Regions from separate parts of the Homo sapiens genome. Here region 2 is linked to region 1. Evidence: read pairs that join two places in POLR2A ChIA-PET (ENCODE). Cell type or tissue: HepG2. All regions are shown on one strand. Each heading gives the region's core, and the rest is flanking DNA. Links, peaks and the distances in the headings are about the cores only.

What was found. Peaks named below come from ENCODE experiments on the same cell type or tissue, not always from the same donor. Only the 100,000 strongest peaks of a DNase experiment are listed, where the experiment ranks them.
Region 2: POLR2A ChIA-PET joins it to region 1 with 8 read pairs; 2 of 35 experiments call an interaction of 5 or more read pairs at or near these places.

What each region holds. Positions count from the first base shown.
Region 1 is chr3:188,655,810-188,658,733 of GRCh38, forward strand. The region is part of intron 7 of LPP (LIM domain containing preferred translocation partner in lipoma); the gene reads left to right. Among named protein-coding and RNA genes, the nearest start is that of MIR28, 32 kb to the right of the region's middle. In HepG2, for the core only: no CTCF peak of the experiment used is centred there; no DNase peak of the experiment used is centred there.
Region 2 is chr3:188,744,755-188,747,678 of GRCh38, forward strand. All of the region lies in intron 8 of LPP (LIM domain containing preferred translocation partner in lipoma), which reads left to right. Among named protein-coding and RNA genes, the nearest start is that of MIR28, 57 kb to the left of the region's middle. In HepG2, for the core only: no CTCF peak of the experiment used is centred there; a DNase peak (open chromatin) is centred at 1,707.

The sequences.
Region 1 (2,924 bases), core at 166-2,665:
TCAGTCAAAACCTACCATATGCAGCTCTTACCAGTGACTTCAGTGCTTCCTTATACAAGGTGCAAGCGGTGCTAATCTCACATTAAAAAAACACTTTGGGCCAGTTGCGGTGGCTCACAACTGTAATCCCAGCACTTTGGGAGGCCAAGGTGGGTGGATTACCTGAGGTCAGGAGTTTGAGACCAGCCTGACCAACACGGTGAAACCCCGTCTCTACTAATAATACAAAAAAAATAGCCAGGCATGGTGGTGCATGCCTGTAATCCCAGCTACTCAGGAGGCTGAGACAGGAGAATTGCTTGAACCCAGGAGGTGGAGGTTGCAGTGAGCCGAGGTCACGCCATTCCACTCCAGCCTGGGCAACAATAGCGAAACTCAGTCTCCAAAAGGAAAAAAAAAAAAAAAAAACACTTTGATTTTAGAAAGAAGGTCTGTGCCCAGGCGCTCCCAGGTGCTGCCAGGCCTCAGAGGAAGGGTTCTGAAGACAAACCTGACTGCCTCCTTCCACATGCTATGTCTGCAAATATTGGCTGCCTTCAAGCTCACAGCCTGTGACAGCAAGTTGGTTTCATTTCTTAAAGTTGATCTTCAAAGCCGTGAAGCAATCGCAAACTGTTTGAGATCCCAAATCAAAGAACAGATTGTGTAGACTCAAAAAAAGCAAACAAACAATTACATTTAAAAACAAAGTGTTGGAAAAAACCAGCAACAACCTTTCTGCTCACCTGCCAAGGCCTTGTGGCTAAGCTTCTGTTTTTGCCAAATTGTAGCAAATCACATCAGACAGTGTCCTTCTTGTACTACTGACAGGTGACCCATTTCCTGGTGGTTAAATCTGGAGGGATTTGGGAGTTCTTGCTCTTAACATGACTTTCCCACTGACTGGATTTGTGATTGTAAGCACATCACACTCATTTCCTCCATTTGAAATGCAGGTTCTCTGAAGCCTTCTGGCTTGAAGGAATAATAGTGAGTAATACCTAACATTGGCATTGCACAGCATGCCACTGAGGGCTGCCCAATAGCTCTGTGAAAGAGATGAGGAAACAGGATTAGAGAAGGGACCAGCTCACAGTCACAGGACTAGTAAATTATGAAGTGAGAATTCAAGCTTTCCAATATCCCTTGTTCTTCCTACTACATGATACCACTTCTAGCTAACCACTCATTCAGTAGCTCTTGAAAAGGATATTCTGTTACCTCCTTTGAAGATAATATTTGATCCCTACTTTCTCACAGGGCTTTCCAAATAGAGTCCACATTGGCCCATTTCCATGGAACATTTTGCTGGTCTTTAGGTATTTTATTAATTGCTGAATTGTTTAGGGGTTTTAAGTTGTCTAAGGAGACTATATCTGAATTCAATTATTTTTTTCCTCTTTCCCCTCGAGCATGCACATTCTTTGTAATACTGTAGTGATGTATAAGTTTTCAAGAGCTGTCAAGGTGTATATATATATATATATATATATTTCCAAAAGCAGATAGTATAGTACATTTACTACAGTTGTTTCACTTTGATATGGATAAAAAATGTATAAAAAAGGCAAAGAATTCTGTGAGTGTCATTACAACTTTAATTTCAAAATTTTTGCCCTTATGTTATTTGCTATACTTGGCTTTCCTCGACATTATAAATCATTGATCACAGGCTGGTATAAATTTAGCATTACCAGTGGATTCTGCGTATTTGATATGCTCTTTTTATTTTGGTTTTGTCAGTTTGCTACTCGTGAGTTTATCTTTGAACAGCTTCCCATGGCTATGGGATTAGGTCTGTACTCCAGAGCCTGATATCTATGGGCCTTTTTTTCTTAGCCTTTCTAGTCTTTTTACCCCATATTTCTTCATGATATCCATAGTTTGTCCAACCTAAACAAAGAGCTAGTCCCCAAGCACACTAACCCGTTACATTCATCCCTCTGCTTTTAATACAATTGTTTCTCTATAGAGAATACCTTTAAAAATATATATAAGTTGGCTAAGCTCAAAAACACCACTTCTATGATAATACTCTTACAGATTCTTCCATTTGTAAATATGCATGCTCATAGTACTCTTACAGCGTTGGTCCTCTCTTATAACATTGTTAGAGTAGATACTGTAAACTGAAAAGTGACACATAAAAATACATAATGGTGCAGCTCAGATATGTGTCATCTTAATATTCCTATTAACCTTAGAACTTTGTGACTGTGTTGGGATTACTTGACATATTTGTTTATCAATCAACACAGTGACAGTGACAACGAATGAGTAACCAGTGTTTTGTTTTTGAAACATTTGAAGAAGTGTTCCATATTTCTGAAGTTATTAGTTTAGTTTAGGTTAGTTTAGTTTAGTTTAGTTTTAACGACAGAGTCTTGCTCTGTTGCCCAGGCTGGAGTGCAACAGCGTGATCTCAGCTCACTGCAACCTCTGCCTCCCAGGTTCAAGCAATTCTCCCTGCCTCAGCCTCCCAAGTAGCTGGGATTACAGGCACCTGCCACCACACCTAGCTAATTTTTTGTATTTTTAGTAGAGATAGAGTTTCGGCATATTGGCCAGGCTGGTCTCAAACTCCTGACCTCAGGTGGTCTGCCTGCCTTGGCCTCCTAACTGAAGTTATTTTTTAAATTAAACTAATACATGCAACTGGCTTAACAAACTAATAGGACTAATGAGTCTAAAACAAACGACATACCCTCCGTGCTTCTCCTCTCTCCACTCTCTCAATCCTACTTCACGAAAGACACTCTTGGCTGCTTCTTCCTGGCATTTGCACAGCTTCATGTCTAAAACAGAAATGCATTTCTATCTTTGGAGGCATAAATCTTAGACATTATCTGTGGATTAATAACACAAAAGACACGGATATGCCATCCATATAAATGTTTGACTGTTTAGAGCTTCCTACTCTGGGAAGGATTGACCCATCTCCCTCC
Region 2 (2,924 bases), core at 315-2,814, 89 kb after region 1:
TAAAATGTATATATGGTCATCCCATTTTTTACTTGAAACTGGTATCTTCCTGCCTATAAAACACATTTTGTTTCTTAGTCTCACATAGGAAATCCTTTTTAGTCTGTCTTGGGCCCAGGACTCCAGTCCGATTTTCCTCCCATTCCTACCTGCCCTCTTGGTTTTGAATGTTCCACACAACTTCATTCCTTTCTCTGTTAATTGGCTTTTCCTTTACTTAGAATGCTTTCCCCCTTCCTGCTTTTTAGGGAGAACAGGGTAAACTGTTCTCCCTATCCTTCATTGAGTCTCCTTTCTTTTTTCTAAAGTTTTTTCTTATCAGCATCCCTCCCCCAATTTGAGCTCATTTTCTAGAAAGAATTAATAGCTTTCTTATATGACTCTCAAGATATTTCTGTGTGGTTCTCTAACAGCCTTCATTTATTTTATATGGTAATTATAGATGTCCATTTGTTCTAGGGAAGGCAGGTGTCAGGTCTTACTCATCTTTATATTCCTGGTTTGACATACAGTGCCTGATGTCTAGTAAGCACTTGATATCTGTTTATTTTAATGTTTATGCCCTACATTATCTATCACAAGTATTAAAGATTGATAGGTGCTCTGTAAATGTTAAATTGAGTTAATTATTTTCAATCTTACAGGAAGTTACATAAGTCATTCCTGTATTCATTTGTGAATTTTCGACATCCTATATTAAGAGTTGCACTTAGAATGTGAGTTCCATGAGGGCAACAGCACTTCTGTCTTACTGCTCTGTCTGCTATGTTGGCCCATAATTAACCACTCAGTAAGCCTTTTGTGAAAACAACCTCAATGAGTCTTCTACCTCAAGTCTTTTGAATAGGAATGGATTTAAAGCTGACCCCTAATACATCTTTCAAACTTTAAGTCAGTAAATTTTTTACAAACTTTTTTAAGTTGATAAATCCCTCAGAAATTATTCTGAGGAAGCTGATGGGATAGAAATGAAACAGACTAAGGGGCTCCAGGCAATCACCACTCCCCTTCGTTCTCCTTCCTCTGTTGGTGGGGATCAATAGAGCAGGATCCTCAAAACTGTGGAGTTCTTTGGAGCATACTTTGAAAGCCTCTAATTCTATTCCACGCTCTAATTTCCAAAAGAGGGAACTGAGGCCCGTGGTGGTTAAATGCCCTTTCCGAGGTTACACAGCTATACATGGTAGAGCCGACCCATGTCTTCTGACTCTCATCCCGTTGCACTTACAACTAGCCTGCATGTTCCCCTTTTCCCATATCGCATGGATAGCATCTTACGCATCTAAGTTTTTTTCTTTAATAATGATCTTCTCTTTTCTTTAAGAGACACCATCACTCCGAGTTGTACCACTTGCACCAGGCTAAATTATTCCTCAGTGTTTACCCCTTTCAGATATTTATAGACCATCATTATGGCACTCCCTAGTCACCTGTCAGCTTCCTAATATGTACATATATGGTTTCTTTAATCTTTCTGTACAGTCGGCTTCTCTAGTCCCTTAATCATTTGTACCATTCTCTCTCTAATGCCTATAAGGGAACTGTTTAAATATAGTCCATATGGGAAAAGTAACCTCAACATGTTGTAACAGGGGGCAGAAAAACACGCTGAATAGATGAAAGGAACAATCTACAGGTTAATTAGTAGTATGGCCACAAATATGTGCACAGTTTTGTTTCAGAAATAAAGCAAGCTGTATTTGTTGTAACTATCTCTTCTTTGAACTTAACAGAATGCTGATAATGCCAAGCTGTGTTTACAGTCCAAATTTTTGCTGAAGACCTTCAACTTTGCACTCTCCCTGTGTGGTATCTCTTGCCCAAGACAGAACTTCAAATAAAATCACATAGCTGATGCAAGAAACCGTTACTGAGCGTATCCATTTTTATGCAGTTTCTGTGGACTTACATGGTTTCTGGGAGCTCCCTATAAGCCTTAGTAAGGGAAAGCTCTTGACTTATCTCACTAGTTATTAGGGATTTGGATATATGTTTACTAAATGTGATAATCTAAGTATGGAAACTACATTAGTACAAGAGGAATCACCCAGAAATACTCTACTGGCATAAATAAAACATTACCTATTGCCCAGTTTTCTCATTTGTTTCATTTTGTAACTTTTATAATGTGTCAATAAGTTTGAAGTCTTGAAGGGCTGCCCAGAAACCACCACAGAGTGGATTTTCCTTACCCTCAATCTGCCTTCATCAAAATTTAGTTTGTGTGTTTATCCTATAAAATTTATCTCATAATAAAAACTGAAGACTAGGACGGTCCTTAGAAAAACACTTGATTCGGTGTATTTATTTTATAAAAGGGAGTCACAGAGAGAAAATGTGGCCAGCTCAGGTACATGGCTTCCTAGGCAATGTTCCATTTCGCAAAACTTTCATTGGTCCAGAAAGTGTACCTTCATTCCCAACCAAATCCTTCCTATAATGCTTTCCATGCCTTTCTTCTGTGGCTCTCTCTGATGATCTCACAGGTCTATAAGCTCTTACAGGTAGAAATATGATTTCTTGCTGTGTTCTTATTATAAAGCATTGCCATGCAACTGAGAAGTAATGAGAGCCAGTGGATTTTATTAGAATGGAATTTTAACTTTTCTACTTTAAAACCCAGTGATTCTGCTAGTCTGGAGGTAGCAAAGAAGGATGACTATTTTCTCTCTCACACAAAGTAAGATTCTGAAGGGGCTTATTCTCTGAATGAAAAACGAGAGGAGAAAAGTAAGAACCTTCTAATGTTTTATTCAAATGTTAACAAAGAAATTTGAGAAGCATGTTTCCTTAAAATTGACACCATTTTTATCCCAAACATTCTGGTAAGTGATAGCAGATGACTGTGCAAGCTTCTATGGAGAGAGAGAGAGGAATTTTTCCAGGAGCATAGTCCCAGTGGGAAGTATTACCTAAAAGTAATA